2 separate regions of the Homo sapiens genome follow, and region 1 is linked to region 2. A link is a loop called in an ENCODE intact Hi-C map of the cell type or tissue named here. Cell type or tissue: PC-9. All regions are shown on one strand. Links, peaks and the distances in the headings refer to the core of each region. The heading gives the core; the rest is flanking DNA.

The links. Hi-C counts contacts between places; a loop is a spot of excess contacts. Peaks named below come from ENCODE experiments on the same cell type or tissue, not always from the same donor. Only the 100,000 strongest peaks of a DNase experiment are listed, where the experiment ranks them.
Region 1: a loop joins it to region 2, with 3.0 times the contacts of the local background. A loop is called at or near these places in 6 of 110 quality-filtered maps.

Annotation. Positions count from the first base shown.
Region 1 is chr12:10,362,453-10,370,556 of GRCh38, reverse strand. It overlaps KLRK1-AS1 (KLRK1 antisense RNA 1), which reads right to left and starts at 6,788. Exons shown (of 4, transcript NR_120430.1): 1 at 6,524-6,788. RefSeq lists enhancers at 5,738-5,807, 6,268-6,317. In PC-9, for the core only: a CTCF peak has its summit at 3,437 (motif pointing left); a DNase peak (open chromatin) is centred at 5,406; H3K4me3 peaks cover 1,897 bases; H3K27ac peaks cover 1,831 bases.
Region 2 is chr12:10,746,520-10,754,623 of GRCh38, reverse strand. LINC02366 (long intergenic non-protein coding RNA 2366) reads right to left here and starts at 4,390. Exons shown (of 7, transcript NR_120463.1): 1 at 4,324-4,390. RefSeq lists a silencer at 4,330-4,379. In PC-9, for the core only: CTCF peaks have their summits at 4,107 and 4,309; a DNase peak (open chromatin) is centred at 4,333; H3K4me3 peaks cover 517 bases.

The sequences.
Region 1 (8,104 bases), core at 1,396-6,395, 380 kb after region 2:
GAGGTGGTGATAAAGAGAAGGACAGGGTTACACTGATAAGGCTGACAGTGAGAAGGGGTAGTCCTTTTAGTGAAATAGATGAGGGGTTTTAGATTTGCACAAACCTTTTTCGTGGAAGTCCAGCTTTGCTCCTGGGTAGTTTAAGGGATGTGGTCCCATTTACTACAAGGTTGCCAGCCTGTAGGAGCAGAAAATCAGCATCTTGGCTGCAGGTCATTACAACAATGACTGCTAGGGGTACCTGTGTCAGTTAGAGGGCTGGGACATAAATATTTGTGTGAAAAGGCTAGCTGTTGTTGATATTTTACATTTCCACAAGGTATGACAGAGCAAGAGTTAAAGGCAATGGTCTGAGGTGAGTCAGACTTAGTTACATTAATAACAACGGAGCTAGTAACAAAATACGGAAAGGAAAGGAAGCGATATAGAAGGTATATGAAAATTAAGCTTTCTTTAACTTTAACTTAGTAGGGCTTAATCCTAGTACAGTAACCCATGATTCTGAGAGGAAGATGTTTTCTTGACTCGAGTATGGTGGGACCATTTTTTTCTTGGCTGTGCGGACGGCAGTCTCAGTGGTTAATAGCATAAAATAGGGTTCTTCCCAGGCTGGCTTGAGTTTTTTTTTCTTTCTATCTTTTGATAAGGATGTGGTTTTCAGGCTGGTGCTGGTGTACTGGAAATTCTAGGGGTGCTACCTGTGCTAAAAGACTTTTAGCTCCAAGGGAAGGGAAAGTGGAAGATAGATTAAGTATATAATTTCTGCTGCATATCCTGGGGCTTGAGGCCTCATGGTTATGCCCCTTGCTCTATTCCTGCTCAGCGCTGCCCAGGAGACACTGTGGCCCTGCCCCCTCTTAATGTTTGGCCTTCTTATGGCCTTCACCACCCTGCACTCTGTGGCCTTGGGGATGAGGGTCCTTGTGACTTACCGGGTTGCCTTTAGGCCTTAAGAAAGCCAAACACCATTTTATATTTGACAATGTTTTTGTATGATTTTATACCAGATAAGTTAAATTTTACCATTATATTAATGTGCTATTGATGTTCAACTTAATTTTAATAAAATCTTGTAGACATTATTTATCCAATTTTAATGTCTAACTATAAGGTAAGACTTTTATAGATTCTTTAACTTTTTATAATTTTTGTTAAAGAGCAGGTTAGTGCTTTAAGAAAAATCTATAGTGATTTTATTGTAATATCCAGTTCACAGAAAAACTGGATGATACCCCTTTAACTTTAGCCAATATGTTAACACACAGAATTTCCTTTACAATTAACATTTTAAAACTTGCTTAAATCTTTAAAACAGAAAAAAAGTTTAGCCTTTAATGTAGGTAAAAATCTGTATTCTTATGCCTCTTTATAATCCTGTTATTAAAAGTATTTTTTTACATACCTTGTACATAAACTTTTTTTAATAATTTTACATTCAGGAGGCCTGTTTTTCAGTTATACAATATTTTTTGCATAAATTCCCTTTTATAGCTTTTCTTATGACTTTCACAGACAATCTTCAGCATGTCTTAACTTTCTGCCTTCCTTTTTCACTATTTTTCTAGTTTCACTCTCTGTATCTTCCTTTGATTTCTGTCTCTTCCAGTTTCTCTCTTACTTACTCTTTCCCTCTATTTCTCTCTCTCTCTCATTTGCGCTCTATTTTCCTCTCTCTCTCTCTCTCTCTCTCTCATCCTGTTTCCCTTTCTTTTCCCAAGTTCTCCTGCTCCTGCTGCGAGCCCTGCTGGGCCATGGCACGGGCCCCACCCCCACGCACACGCAGCTGTCTGTTTCTCCTGTGTTTTTTATTTTTCCTGATTTCCCTTTTTATATTTTTTCCTTTCTTTTTACACTTAGTTTCTCTGGCTGGGTGGGTGGGATTTGCCCGGCTGTAGTCTGGGCCCCAGGCAGTCACCGGCCCAGAGGATTGGCAGATGCCTGCCGCAAATTGCAAGAATTATGCCCTTTCACCTCCTCTGCTCTCCTCCCGGCACCAGTCCCCAAGCTCTTTGGGGAGAGGGACTTACCCCTTGGCGTGCCTGCCTGGCTGTTTGGCTCTATGCTTGCTGTTTTTGCTTTCTTTCCCTCTGACTTCCTCTCCTAGTTTTTTTCTTTTCTGCTGGTCTTTCTTTTTTCTCCACCTGTAGCAGGATTGATAAGGAATCAGGAACACCAAGGGGTTGAGGAGGATTTTTATTATTTAGGTGCACTGGCCCAGTTGGATTAACATCCAAATGACTGAGCCCTGAACAAAGAGTCAAGTTATCTTTTAAGTATTTTGTCTGTGGGGGAAGATTTGTGCAGGGGGAAGCATATTACAGAAGCAAGAAACAAAGACAGTTATTCAATTGAGACATACATTACATTGTTTCTTACTTTTCAAGGAAAAGCATGTTTTATGACTTGAGTTTGTCTGTCTAGTGACCTTGCAGCTGCACAGCTAGAGAAACAGGGTCTTCACAATGCCTGGGAAAGGGAGAGATAAGGCTCACTAGCCACGGAAAAACAGGCAGTTAATTTTTAAAGGACTCCAGTTCTTTCTCTTCCTCAGGGGGAATTGGGTTTTCTTACATACAACTGAGTTTTTGCTTACACATTCTTTAATTTCTTTTAATTCCTGTTCCATTCCCCCCTTTGGTGCTTTTTATAACAAATGTGTTAACAGAAAGCACCACTATTTGCCACGTCTTCGTGGAGCTGAGCTGCTGCTTCTACCAGCAGCGACTGATATCTGGTTAATGCCATCATCTGCATGGTAGTGTATCAGGCCACTATTGCCTCCATAGTTGACTGAATACTTCTAATAAACAGGGGTAAAAGGCAAGGGAGGATGAGGCAGATGCCAAGAATAACCAAGAACCCACCAATGAGGCTTTTGAATCCTCTAAAGGCTGAGAACCATCCTCCAAACAAGGAATCCGGGGACCACCCAGACCAAGTCTGAACTGGAATATGGGCCAATGTGTGCATTCTAGCGGTGATTTCCATGACAGCTCAACCATTATCATCGATTTCTAGGCAACAGTTGGTTAAATTAAATTTTCCACATACTCCTCCTCCTGAGGCTAAGAGGTAATCTAAAGCCAATCTATTTTGATATATAGCATTCCTCATTTCTGTTGTTGTATTTTTTTCCATGTGAGTTCCTTGGTGGAACTCTTTTAAAAATCTGGGGGCCACCATTTCAGGTATGGCTAGCCTCCCATTGGATAATATTTACCATCTCCTTTTAATGTAGTTTTTATTTTTCTGGGCAAAATAAGCCCTTTCATTTGGAGTGTAGCTTGGGATATCCAGGAGAGGAATCTCTGGGAGGAGAGGCATAGCTAAGGCTTCCTCTTTAAAAGGTGGAGTTGTCATTGCAGCCTGCTTTGCCTCTTTGTCTGTTTTCTTATTTTATTTTATTTTTTTAGCCTTTAGTATTCTTCCTTTTTGGTGCCCCTTGCAGTACATCACTGCCACCTTTTGGGGCCTATACAGCATTTAAGAGCTCTAGAATTTCTTCCTTATACTTTATTTCTTTACTTTCAGCAGTTAAAATTATTTTTTCTTTGTAAATAGTCTCATGAACATGCAAAGTGGCAGAAACATATCTGGAATATGTGTAAATATTTGTCTTTTGGTCTTTGGCTAGCCAGAGAGCTCTTGTCAGAGCTATTAGTTCTGCTTTCTAAGCAGAAGTTTTTGTAGGCAAAGACTGCACCTCTACTACTGAATCCAAAGTCACCACTGCATACCCAGCTTGGCGGACTCCGTTTAGTATGAAACTGCTTCCATTAGTAAAATATTCAATGTCCAGGTCCCTGAGGGATGTATCTGTCAAATCTCTCTGGCTTAAGAACACTTCATCTATCACATTTACACAGCAACGAAGGGGGTCTCCTGGCACTGACTCGATGAGGAGCAAGGTAGCCGGGTTTAGGGTATTCACCATCTCTAAAGTCAGTTTATTAGCTTCTTGTGCCAGTAGGGCAGTAGCAGCTAGTGCTTTAAAACAAGGAGGCCATCCAAGTGCCACAGAATCTAACTGCCTGGATAAGTGTGTCACTGGGCAATGCCATGACCTTATGGCTTGAGTTAGAATCTTTATGGCCTCCCTTTCACTTGTGGACATTCAAGAAGATAAGCTTAGTTAGTTAGATCTGGCAGTCCTAAAGCTGGGATCTGAGTCAAGGCTTCTTTGATTTTTTGAAAAGCCTTCTTCTGGTTGGCCTCCTAGAGGAGGAGTCCTTCTTTCCTCCTCTTTGTGGCTTTGTATAATGGCTTAGCCACAAGCAAGAAATTTGGGATCTAAATGCGGAAGAACTTTGCTGCCCTTAGGAACTCTGTTATTCGACGCCAGGTGGTTGGAGTAGGAAGTGCACAAACAGCCTGCTTTTGTTCACTACTAAGCCATCTTTCCTCTTGGCTTATGTAAAAGCTTAAGTACTGGACACTTTTCGAGCAGATCTGAGCTTTTTTCTGACCCTTTATATCCTGCCTTTCACAGCAGTCTTGGGTTTCTCCTGGGTGCAGTAGCCCTTGGCCAGTGGTTTTTTCATACCATGGCCTTGACCATTCTCCTTATTCTTTTGACATTTATCCTTCTAGTGTCCTTTTCTTTTGCACCATGTACATTAATCTCTCTCTAGCCTTGGCTGGCTTTCAAATTGCTGTCCAGACTAGCCTTTTCCACAACTGCATTCACACCCGCATCTATGCCTCCTTGCAAAGCCAGCCTCTCTTCCCATAAGGGCTGCTGCTTGTAAATAAGCCTTTATTAAGCCTCCAATCAGCTTTCTTCTTTGCCTCCTGGTCTCAGTTAATGTACACCTTGGTAGCCACTTTAATAAGCTGAGTAGCATTCACACCTACGGAGCTTCTAACTTCTGCAATTTATGCCTGATATCTCCTTGGGCCTGCCTTACAAATGCCGTATTTACTATTCACTGATTTTCAGCAGCCTCGGGGTTAAACAGAGTGTACAAGCAAAATGCCTATAAAACTGGCTGGTGCTTTTATCTGCACCATGGAGCACTTCTGAGATTTTTTTATATTGGTTGCCTTTTCCTTTTAACATCCTTTAGCCTTTGTAAAAGTGCTTCTCGGCACTTTTGTAGGTGCTGAAGCTGGACTGCATCGTCTGGGTCCTAGTGGGGGTCTGCTTGTCCTCTTAAGAGGCAGAAGCATAACTTGGGCATGACTTGACCTGAGACGGCCTGCCTACCTTTTTGAGCCTTTCGTTTTAACTTCCTGGAGCTCCGATTTCTCCTTCTCAGGTGAGAGTGGGAGCATGTATCTGTTTGAACTTACCTCCTTAGGGGCAATTAGCCTTGGTAAGGGGGGATAGATTGGAATATAGGTAGGAAGGATCTCTATTCCATCCTGTGATTCTTGCAAAACTGGTTTTCTCTTTCCTGAGACTCTTTTTTTTTTTTGGTCTGCATAGCTTCCAGGGCAGCTGACTTTCACTTTCACTTTTGGATCGGTGGTGCTAGAAGCCTCTGTGACTTTCCCTTTAACTCCGTAGCTGCCAGCACAGTTGGTTTATCTCGGCGTGAGCTGCGAGCATTCTACAATAAACTGCTAGGCAGGGCTGCGTACATTTAGCCATGAGTCAATATAAAGACTAGGTCTGAATGCCCTGGCTGTCCTCCGACCCTAGTCACCACCTTAAAACACACGGCCAATTTCTCTACAGTGCCTTCGGCCAGCCATCTGACACTAAAAGAGGGCTATTGTAATTCACAGTATGTCTTTAACTTTTGAACATCCAGTTTCATCCCACAATCACCTCTAAATCCTTTCTTTAAAATTTTTATCATGCACTCCAAAGGAGTTGGTTTTGACGCTTTCCCTCCCATTTCCTCCCTTGCGGCACACTCTCACTCTCACTCTCACTTTCACTCTCAGGTCCAGCAGACCCGGTCCTATTACAGGAGTTTCGGACACTGCTTAGCCAGGAAGGTGTCTTCCCCTGTCACAGCCTGCTACAGCTGCAAAGCTCGTCCTATCAGCTGTATGCAATGTCCTAGGTCTGATTTCCCCCCACACTCGCCTCAGAGCACACAGCCCGTGCTAAGGGATCTGTGCCTCCCCACGTCACTCCCTGCATTGGCCTCTCCCGAGACCATCGCTTTCACACACTTTCACACACCTTCCTTGCCCCAGGATTCCTCATTGGACGAAATGAGCCTCTCTCATGTCCCGGGTGAGTCTAGTTAGGCTCCCACTTTCACACACATACACCACTCCTACTGCAGGAGTCCTCATCGGATGGAATGAGCCTCTCTCATGACCTGGGTGAGCCTAGTTAGGCTCCCATATTCACACACATACACACACCACTCCCAGTTCCTGTCTCCAGATCCAGTGAACCACTTTCACTTTGTTAGTGGGGACATAAGCTTCATCCAAATTGGCAGGCCACTCCTGCTGCCCCCAGCCACTCTGGGTTGGATTAGTGGTCAGTCCCTGGGAGGTGATCAAGCTCCCCTTTGTCCCTATGGGACGGGCTTTCCTGCCTTGGGCCTATACTCCTTACCACAGTTCCTGAAGTGCTGGTATCGTCCTGCAGCCCCATCCTCGGTTCCATTGCGCTGCCAGGCAGGGTGCTGGGACGTGGGGAGAGCTGGTCTATATATCCGGGTGAAGCTCAGCTGTGGCACACCTTGGATGCCGGGTCTCTCCTGGCCCCGGGGACCTAGTATCGCAGGCAAAGGGGACAGTAAATCTGTCATCTCCAATCCTGATGAGCCCCCAGAAATGTATCGGGATATATAAGGAATCAGAGAGACCAAGGGATTGAGGAGGATATTTATTATTTAGGTGCACTGGTCCACTTGGATTAACATCCAAAGGACTGAGCCCCAAACAAAGAGTCAAGTTACCTTTTAAGCATTTCGTGGGTGGGGGAAGATTTGTGCAGGGGGAAGCGTATAACAGAAGCAAGAAACAAAGACAGTTATTCAATTGAGACATACATGACATCATTTCTTTTCAAGGAAAAACATGTTTTATGACTTGAGTTTATCTGTCTAGTGACCTTGCAGCTGCACAGCTAGAGAAATAGGGTCTTCATAATGCCTGGGAAAGGGAGAGATAAGGCTCACTAGCCACAGAAAACAGGCAGTTAATTTTTAAAGGACTCCGGCTCTTTCTCTTCCTCAGGGGGGAATTGGGTTTTCTTATATACAACTGAGTTTTTGCTTACACATTCTGTAATTTATTTTAATTCCTGTTCCATGCCAGCCACCTATGCTGCTGTTTTCCCCCTCCTTCCCCTTTCCCTAGGGAAGGGACTGGTGGCAGTGGGGCTATTCTTTCTTCCCCCAAGAAGAAAGGAAAGGGGGGTTCTGAATATTTTTCTTACTACTGGGAGTTTGTGTGAGGTTCAACGCCCCCCTCCCATGGGGATTCCTCACCTCTTTCTGAGGTTCAACCCGCCTCATGGGGATTTCTCACCTCTTTCTGAGGTTCAACACCCCTTCTATGGGGATTTCTCACCTATTTTTAACCTCCAAGACATCCCGACTAAGGAATAATCTACTGACCCTGCAGTTTCTCTCTCCTTGGTACGTCCTAACTAAGGAATGCTTTACCGTCCTGTGGCTTTTTTTTTTTTTTTTTTTTTAGTCCCGATCACCAAGGAAATACTTTATTGGCTCCCACAGCTTCTTCTTTCTTGGCCTGTGCACAAAGTTGTCGCCACAGTATGTGAGGATCCTTTAAGCTAGGTTGCTGGCCAGTTTCTTTTTTTTTTTTTTCTCTCTGTGTTGCTGAGAGTCTGGGTTTATTTGTCTCAATTTGTCATTCCTGAGGGCCCCTTCAATGAGGTAGGGGAGTGCACTCCCTCATGAGAGAGGACTGGAGACCACCCCTGGAGGAGAATGTATCCCCATACAGACTGCCACCAAATTGTTTGAAATGCTTGTTCCCCAGTGCCATAAAAAAATAGCACTTGAACATAGATTTATTTAGTGTGGCCATTTTTTTTTTTTACTTCCTGCAGAAAGGGTATACTCATCAGCAGTTTTGCCACGAGTGTACACCAAACAAAGGAGACAGCATCATTTATAACCTGCCGCATCCACCCTACTGCTGTATCCAGTTTCCATTGACTGGA
Region 2 (8,104 bases), core at 2,033-7,032:
CACAGTACTCCATGCCTTCTACCATGATTGTGAGCCATGTGGAACTGTAAGCGCATGAAACCCTTTTTCCTGTATAAATGACCCAGTTTTGGGTATGTCTTTATCAGTAGTGAGAAAAAGGACTAATACAAATCATATGCTATGTGGCCAGGCATGGTGCTCACGCCTGTAATCTAGCAGTTTGAGAGGCCTAGGTGGGTGGATCACTTGATTCCAGGAGTTCAAACCAACCACCACACCTGGCTAGTTTTTGTATTTTTAGTAGAGACGGAGTTTCACCATGTTAGCCAGGCTGGTCTCAAACTCCTGACCTCAAGTGATCTGCCCACCTAGGCCTCCCAAAGTGCTGGATTATAGGTATGAGCCTTAATGCCCGGCCACCATATTATGTAATTGAAATGGTTCTAAGCTCTTTCAAGTTAATCTTTACTATAATATTTTAAGAATTAATAACACTTTGTAGATGAGAAACTAGGAGAGGAGGAAATTAAATAATTTGCAGTGCTAACACAAGTTAGTTGGTAATTGGAATGAAATTTGAACCCAGACTGTCTGGCTGCACATCTTGTGCTTTTAACAGCCATGCTACCCTGAGCATTGAGACATTCTGTTACATTCTAATAGTGTGAATCTCATCTACTCTTTGGATCTGTTGTTCTCTACTTGCAATTACACCAATTGTCCCAGGCTTGTGGGGAGAATTTCGTGATATGATTTATGAACGTTTTGGAGAAATGCAAAGTGATTTCAGTTAATATACAATAGCCTATGATCATTATTCATTTTTTTTCAAGTCACTGTTTCTCTGATCTATGTATTGATCGGAGGTTGATGAATACAAATATTCTTTTATTATTTCTTCTATTATTGGTTGTTGTACTAGCAGTTCAGCCAGTAAAAGATAGCTAAGAATAAGGAAAACAATTAATAAGTAGGTTTAATAAAAATTACATCAATGAAGCAGGATGGACAAATGCAACAAACTTCACCTCACAACTAATCTTTGAGAAAGAATTTTAAAATAAAGAACAAAGTCTTAACCATGCTGGAACAAAAGAAGGAAATGTCACTAGAAAACCAAATATATTCATATGTATCTAAAAGATAGAAATCTGACAGGATCAAATTGAGGAAGAAAATCTGGGCCCAAAAATAGAAATCAGATAAGATGGCTGATATGGGTGAGATGAATTCTGCAGATTCTGCTAACTTGCAATTAATGAAAATAAAGAGGAGTCTGGAGCCAAGAGTAATCATCCTTCGGATGACTGCTTAGAGATGGAATGTAAAACAGTTAGGCAGGTTGGCCCCATTTCCACACCCCCACGCAAACACAAACATTTACACACACACACACACACACAGAGAGAGAGAGAGAGAGACTCATGCAGTGAACAGTGTAGCATTTGCTTCCAGACTGGAGACATTAGTATGAATAACTGGGTCACAGAAGTAGCACAGTGTTCCAGGTGGTTGGCAACACCCAAAAGGAATGGAAAAATCTTTGTTCCTGCACTGGAAGGTCTTGCATTCGTAGATTCCAGCTGCCTCCACTAGAACACCGTAGGCAGGGGAAGAGGAATTAAACTTGATGCTTTTGAGCAGTGCATTGCTAAATGATTTATTGCTTTAATGGCCTTAGTACAATGATTATGACTTTGTTTTAGTATAATCTTTTTTTTCTAACATTTGATTCCTCTTCTGATATAAGCTCCATGAGAGATGGAAGTATCTATCTTTCAACACTATTTTCCCAACACGTTTTGTATTGTCTGGAACCTCTGAACCATCAGGTTGAGCCACCACTGCAAATGGTTTGACAATACTTTTACATATATGTGCATGTGTGTGTTTGTATATATTTCTACAGAACAAATCTCACCCATAGCCATCTTATCTGATTTCTATCTTTGGACCCAGATTTTCTTCGTCAGTTCAATCCTGTCAGATTTCTATCCTTTAGATTCCAACTGTCTTCATTCGATCATTGTAAGCAGGGGAAGAGAAATTCTCAAATGCAAATATAAAACTGCAATCAAGAGTGACAACCCACACAGTGCAGGACAATATCATTAAAGAGAGGCACCAAATAGACAAATAATAAGAAAAAAAGAATGAATAATTATATAAAGAGCACAGGTACTGAAAAGAAATTGACAAAAGAGTCAATGACTATTGATAATATAGTTGCCTTCATTGAAAATTCAAGAGAAACCAAATGACAGACCATTTAAATCAATAAACAAGTTCACCAGGTAAAAGATTACTAAAGGATTTAAAATGATTTCTGCCACGTAGTAAGTACTATGTAAGTATTAGCTAGTTATACAACAGTGACAAATAAAAAATGGAAGTTAAAAAAAAACCTGTTTACAAAACAGCAGCAAAAGATATTCAAAGGAAAAAACATAAACATTACTGAAGGGCATAAGGACATAAATAAGTGAAATGATAAGTTATTTTCAAGAATGAGAAGCAAGAGTATTGTAAAGATATTAATTCCCCTGGAATCCTCCAAATTTAGTGAAATTCTAATCTAAAATCGTAACAGAATTGTTCCATGAAATTTACAAACTGATCCTAAAATTAATCTAAAAGTTTCAATGAGTGATCACTGTGTACTTCAAGGACAACGATCTCAACTCAAAGAATTTAAGATTCTAGCTGTAACATGAAAAAATACGGTTAAATGCGTGGCTGATCTGGTAAAAATAAAAGGAAATGTTCATAGATTTAACAAAAATAAATAGAAAGCAAAAATCCAGGAGGGAAGTAAAGCCTGAAATTTGGTCCTGTCCTAAGGGTATATGTAAATCAAGGATAATCTGAGCCTTCATTGATATAGCACATGAGGACAAAGGACAGCCACAAAGTCCACATTCAAGTTGGACTAATGAACAAACATTCGTCAAATTGGAGACTAATTCATAGAAACTCCTCCAGCACACATGCACCTCGGATACAATAAAACTACACCCTGGTTGTGATGGAGAGCTACAAGCAAACAAACAAGCCAACAAAAAGGGAACAACAAATGTATTAAAGGTTTCAACCTCGGAAATGAGGGGAGAGAGGGAAAATCATTGCCATTAAGAATTCATAACCATAAGCCAGCCTTCAAACATGTTTGCAACATTTAGTCCCCAAAACTTCAACCTGAAAATTTATTTTAAAGTGATACCTTCAGTTTGCATGTAAGATGCAAAGGAAAACCTTTCCTGTAGAGGAAAGCAACTTCCACACAGATCCCAAGGAATACTTATAGATAAAATCCTCCCAGCAGAAGGTTATAGGGGAATTAAACACACACGTACTTAGGATGCACACACATGCACAGTGAGGAAACAGGTTGCCACAAGTAAACACCTGTAGAAACAAAACACAATAATCTGCCACTACCTAAAATAGGCCATAGATTTTTTTTTCTGCTTGTTTGGGAAGATAGAAATATGATAGAAAGGGGAAGAGAAAACAGGGATGCCCACGATGGATCCAGAAATAAGTATTAATCATGTATGTGTTGGGAATTGGAGTGCTCTTAGTAATCCAATTAAGACATTAAAATAATTCATATATGTCAATGATATGAGCCTCAGAAAGAACAGCAAGAGTTACTATGGCCTGAAAGGCTCAGAAGCAAGCAGGACTTAAATTGGGCTTAGAGGAAGTAAGATTTGCACAGTTTCTGAGAAATGAAGGGATATTTCAGGAAGTAGGAGAAATACACAAAGGTGGACATTCTCAAGGAGTCTCCGCAAATAGGGACAGGCCTTTGGACAATCACGCAATACTTCCACAAAAAAGAATGGCAGAAAATACTTCTAAAGGAAGATGATTGACAACCTCCAGAAAATAGACTAGAAAGGGGCAGGATCACATGTAAACACAGTGCCATAAGGCCAGTTGGTCAATTGATTAATTATGTACTACTTATAAAATAAGTAAATACTGAGAAATAATTAGCTAATTGTAAAAACAAACATCTATTATCCAATTGGGCAAGTGGGAACTATGTTTGATTGGAAGTCAGGAGACCTTAAATTCTCTTCCTAAATTTACCACTGACCAGTTTTGAAATTAAAGCTACCTGGGAATCAGTTTTTATATTGAAAATTGGGGAGGAGGAAGGTCTACGGAGAAGGGCAGATTAATTAATGATCTCACTTATGAACGCAGCTCTACAACTTTACAAAACCAAAAGAATGAAGAACGGTGCTCATTCCTCCGGTGCTCAAAAGAGGGCGCCCACAAGAGCAGCAGAGATTTACTGGAACCGATTTACTGAAAATCCCCGTTTTCATTTCCCGGTCTGAGTTTCATTACCCAAGAAATCCACAGGGTGGCGATAACACTGAACGGAATGTGAATTCAGAGTGGAAATTCTCAGAAACCGTATTCTTCAACGGCCAGTGTTTACAGATTTCCCTTTCCCTGATTTTATGATGTCACCAATGACACAGAAGCTGGCGAAACGCGTGAAGGCCGTACACAAGGCAATGACGGTGATGGCAATGATTCCCACGGGAGAACCAACTGTGATCCAGACCTTTGGCAATCCTCACAGTAATGCAAAGGAGACTTTACCATTCTCTTCCTCATTTTACAGAAAAAGAACTAGAAAGGGAGAAATCAAGTAAATTATCCAAGGTAACTGAGGTAGTGAGTGACCTCGGCGGAATTCAAACCTTAGTCTAGGGTCAGTGTCATGGTTCTTTCATCACAGCCCGCTGACAGCTCTGAAGAAAGCCTGTTTGACTAACACAAAGTGGCCTTTCTTCCTAACCATCTTCCTCACTGATATAGAAAGGAGAAATTTTGCCATTTTTTTCATAACTGAAAAGAAGCCTTAAAAGATTCTATTCATCTTTAGCACAGGATAATATTAGTAACTCTTTAAGCCACTATTAAATAATGATTGTATAGCTACAGCAGTTTCAATTTTAGTGTTTATATCAGGGTCACTGACTTTTCTTCCCTAATGCTTAAATGGGGCAGGAACATTTCTTCATTGAATGTCACGTTAAGGTGTGTTGAATTAGAAATAACAGAATTCTCTTCAAATTGAGTTAAAGGGAGGAAAAAGATGGCTTTTCAGTGTAATTACGGGTCATTTCAAAGAAAACAAGAAGTTTCTTTAAGTGATACAGGAGATTAGAATCAACAACTGGAAAACTATAAGAATTACACAGTTGTTCAAACTTTTTTCTTTCCACATTCTCTAGTCCATGGTTTTCTTGATATCTTTGGACTATTGCCTCTTTCTATTGGCTGACTTTCTCCTCTCTAGACCCGACAGCTCCTGAATTCCCACATCCTCAGCTTAAGTGACTATCAGAGACTGACTTATATCTGTGAATTTTGGCTCCTAACCTCTGAGAAAGAGAATTCAATATGGCCTGGCAACAGCTGTCAAGCAGCTAAACATAAACAAGGGTGATGATTATCAAAGCAGTATGTACTGAAAAACACAGACACCCCAGGAGACATATGTTATGACTGGCTAAATGTCTTTTTGAGAAGTTAAAAAGAAATAATTCATTTCCTGGATGATCAGGATGAAATTCTAAACCATTTGGCATGTCCACATTTCCCCCTGTATCTATGGTAATAACACTCATAAAACCATAATTTGGGATACAGATTTTAACAGTTTTTCCAAATATTTAAAGATAGGCCAAAATTATAATATTCTGAATTCATATTTCCATCTATACCTCAGTCTGACTATTTTTAGAATAAATTTTTTTTTAAATGTACCTTGCTGGGTGGAGCCTATAATCCCAACACTTTGGGAGGCTGAGGCAGGTGGATCACTGTGAATCCAGGAGACCAGTTGGAGACCAGCCTGGGCAACATAGCGAGACCCTGTCTCTACAAAAAAATTAAAAACTAGCCAGGTGCAATGGCACAAGCTTGTAGACATAACTACATGGGAGGCTGAGGTGAAATGATTTGTTTGAGCCCAAGAGTTCACGGCTGCAGTGAGCTATGATCATTACGCTGCGTTCCAGCCTAGGAGACACAGTGCGACCCAAGATGGAGTCACTGATATATGTTACCATTTGCGACGAGTACTTTTTTCCTGGAAAACAGTCCTCACATAATAAAGCAGGGCCAGGCAAGGTGGCTCATGCCTGTAATTCCAGCATTTTTGGAGGCTGAGGTGGAAAGACTGCTTGAGCCCAGGAGGCTGAGGCTGCAGTGAGCCATGATTGTGCCACTGCACTACAGCCTGGGTGACAGAGCAAGACTTTATCCAAAGATAGCTGAATAGGAACAGCTCCAGTCCGCAGCTCCTAGCATGATCGACACAGAAGACAGGTGATTTCTGCATTTCCAACTGAGGTACCTGGTTCATCTCACTGGGACTGGTTGGACAGTGGGTGCAGCCCATGGAGGGTGAGCCGAAGCAGGGCGGGGCATTGCCTCACGTGGGAAGTGCAAGGAGTCAGGGAATTCCCTTTCCTAGCCAAGGGAAGCCGTGACAGACTGTACCTGGAAAATCGGGACATTGCCACCCGAATACTGTGCTTTTCCAACAGTCCTAGCAAATGGCATACCAGGAGATTATATCCCGTGCCTGGCTCAGTGGGTCCCACGGCCACGGAGCCTTGCTCACTGCTAGCACAGCTGTCCAAGATTGAATGGCAAGGCGGCAGCCTGGCTGGTAGAGGGGTGTCCGCCATTGCTGAGGCTTGAGTAGGTAAACAAAGCAGCTGGGAAGCTCGAACTAGGCGGAGCCCACCTCAGCTCAACGAGGCTTGCCTGCCTCTGTAGACTCCACCTCCAGGGGCAGTGCATAGATGAACAAAAGGCAGCAGAAACTTTGCAGACTTAAACGTCCCTGTCTGACAGCTCTGAAGAGACCAGTGGTTCTCCCTACACAGTGTTTGAGCTCTGAGAATGGACAGACTGCCTCCTTAAGTGGGTCCCTGACCCTGTGTAGCCTAACTGGGAGACACCTCCCAGTAGGGGCCGACTGACACCTCATACAGTTGAGTGCCCTTCTGAGACGAAGCTTCCAGAGGAAGGATCAGGCAGCAATATTTGCTATTCTGCAATGTTTGCTGTTCTACAGCCTCCACTGTTGATACCCAGGTGTGGACCTCCAGCAAACTCCAACAGATCTGCAGCTGAGGGACCTGATTGTTAGAAGGAAAACTAACAAAAAGAAAGGAGTAGCATCAACATCAACAAAAACCACATCCACACCAAAACTCCATCTGTAGGTCACCATCATCAAAGACCAAAGGTAGATAAAACCACAAAGATGGGGAGAAACCAGAGCAGAAAAGCTGAAAATTCTAAAAACTAGAGCACCTCTTCTCCTCCAAAGGATCACAGCTCCTTGCCAGCAACAGAACAAAGCTAAATGCTCCAATTAAAAGACACAGACTGGCAAATTGGATAGAGTCAAGACCCATCGGTGTGCTGTATTCAGGAGACCCATCTCACAAGCAGAGACACACATAGGCTCAAAATCAAGGAACGGAGGAAGATCTACCAAGCAAATGGAAAACAAAAAAAGGCAGGGGTTGCAATCCTAGTCTCTGATAAAACAGACTTTAAACCAACATAGATCAAAAGAGACAAAGTAAGCCGTTACATAATGGTAAAGGGATCAATTCAACAAGAAGAGCTAACTATCTTAAATATATATGCACCCAATGCAGGAGTACCCAGATTCATAAAGCAACTCCTTAGAGACCTACAAAGAGACTTAGACTCCCACACAATAATAATGGGAGACTTTAACATCCCACTGTCAATATTAGACACATCAACGAGACAGAAGGTTACCAAGGATATCCAGGACTTGAACCCAGCTCTGCACGAAGCAGACCTAATAGACATCTACAGAACTCTCCACCACACATCAATAGAATATACATTCTTCACAGCACCACATCACACTTAATCCAAAATTGACCACATAGTTGGAAGTAAAGCAGTCCTCAGCACATGTAAAAGAAGAGAAATCACAAGAAACTGTCTCTCAGACCACAGTGCAGTCACACTAGAACTCAGGATTAAGAAACTCACTCAAAACCGCACAACTACATGGAAACTGAACAACCTGCTCCTGAATGACTACTGGGTAAAT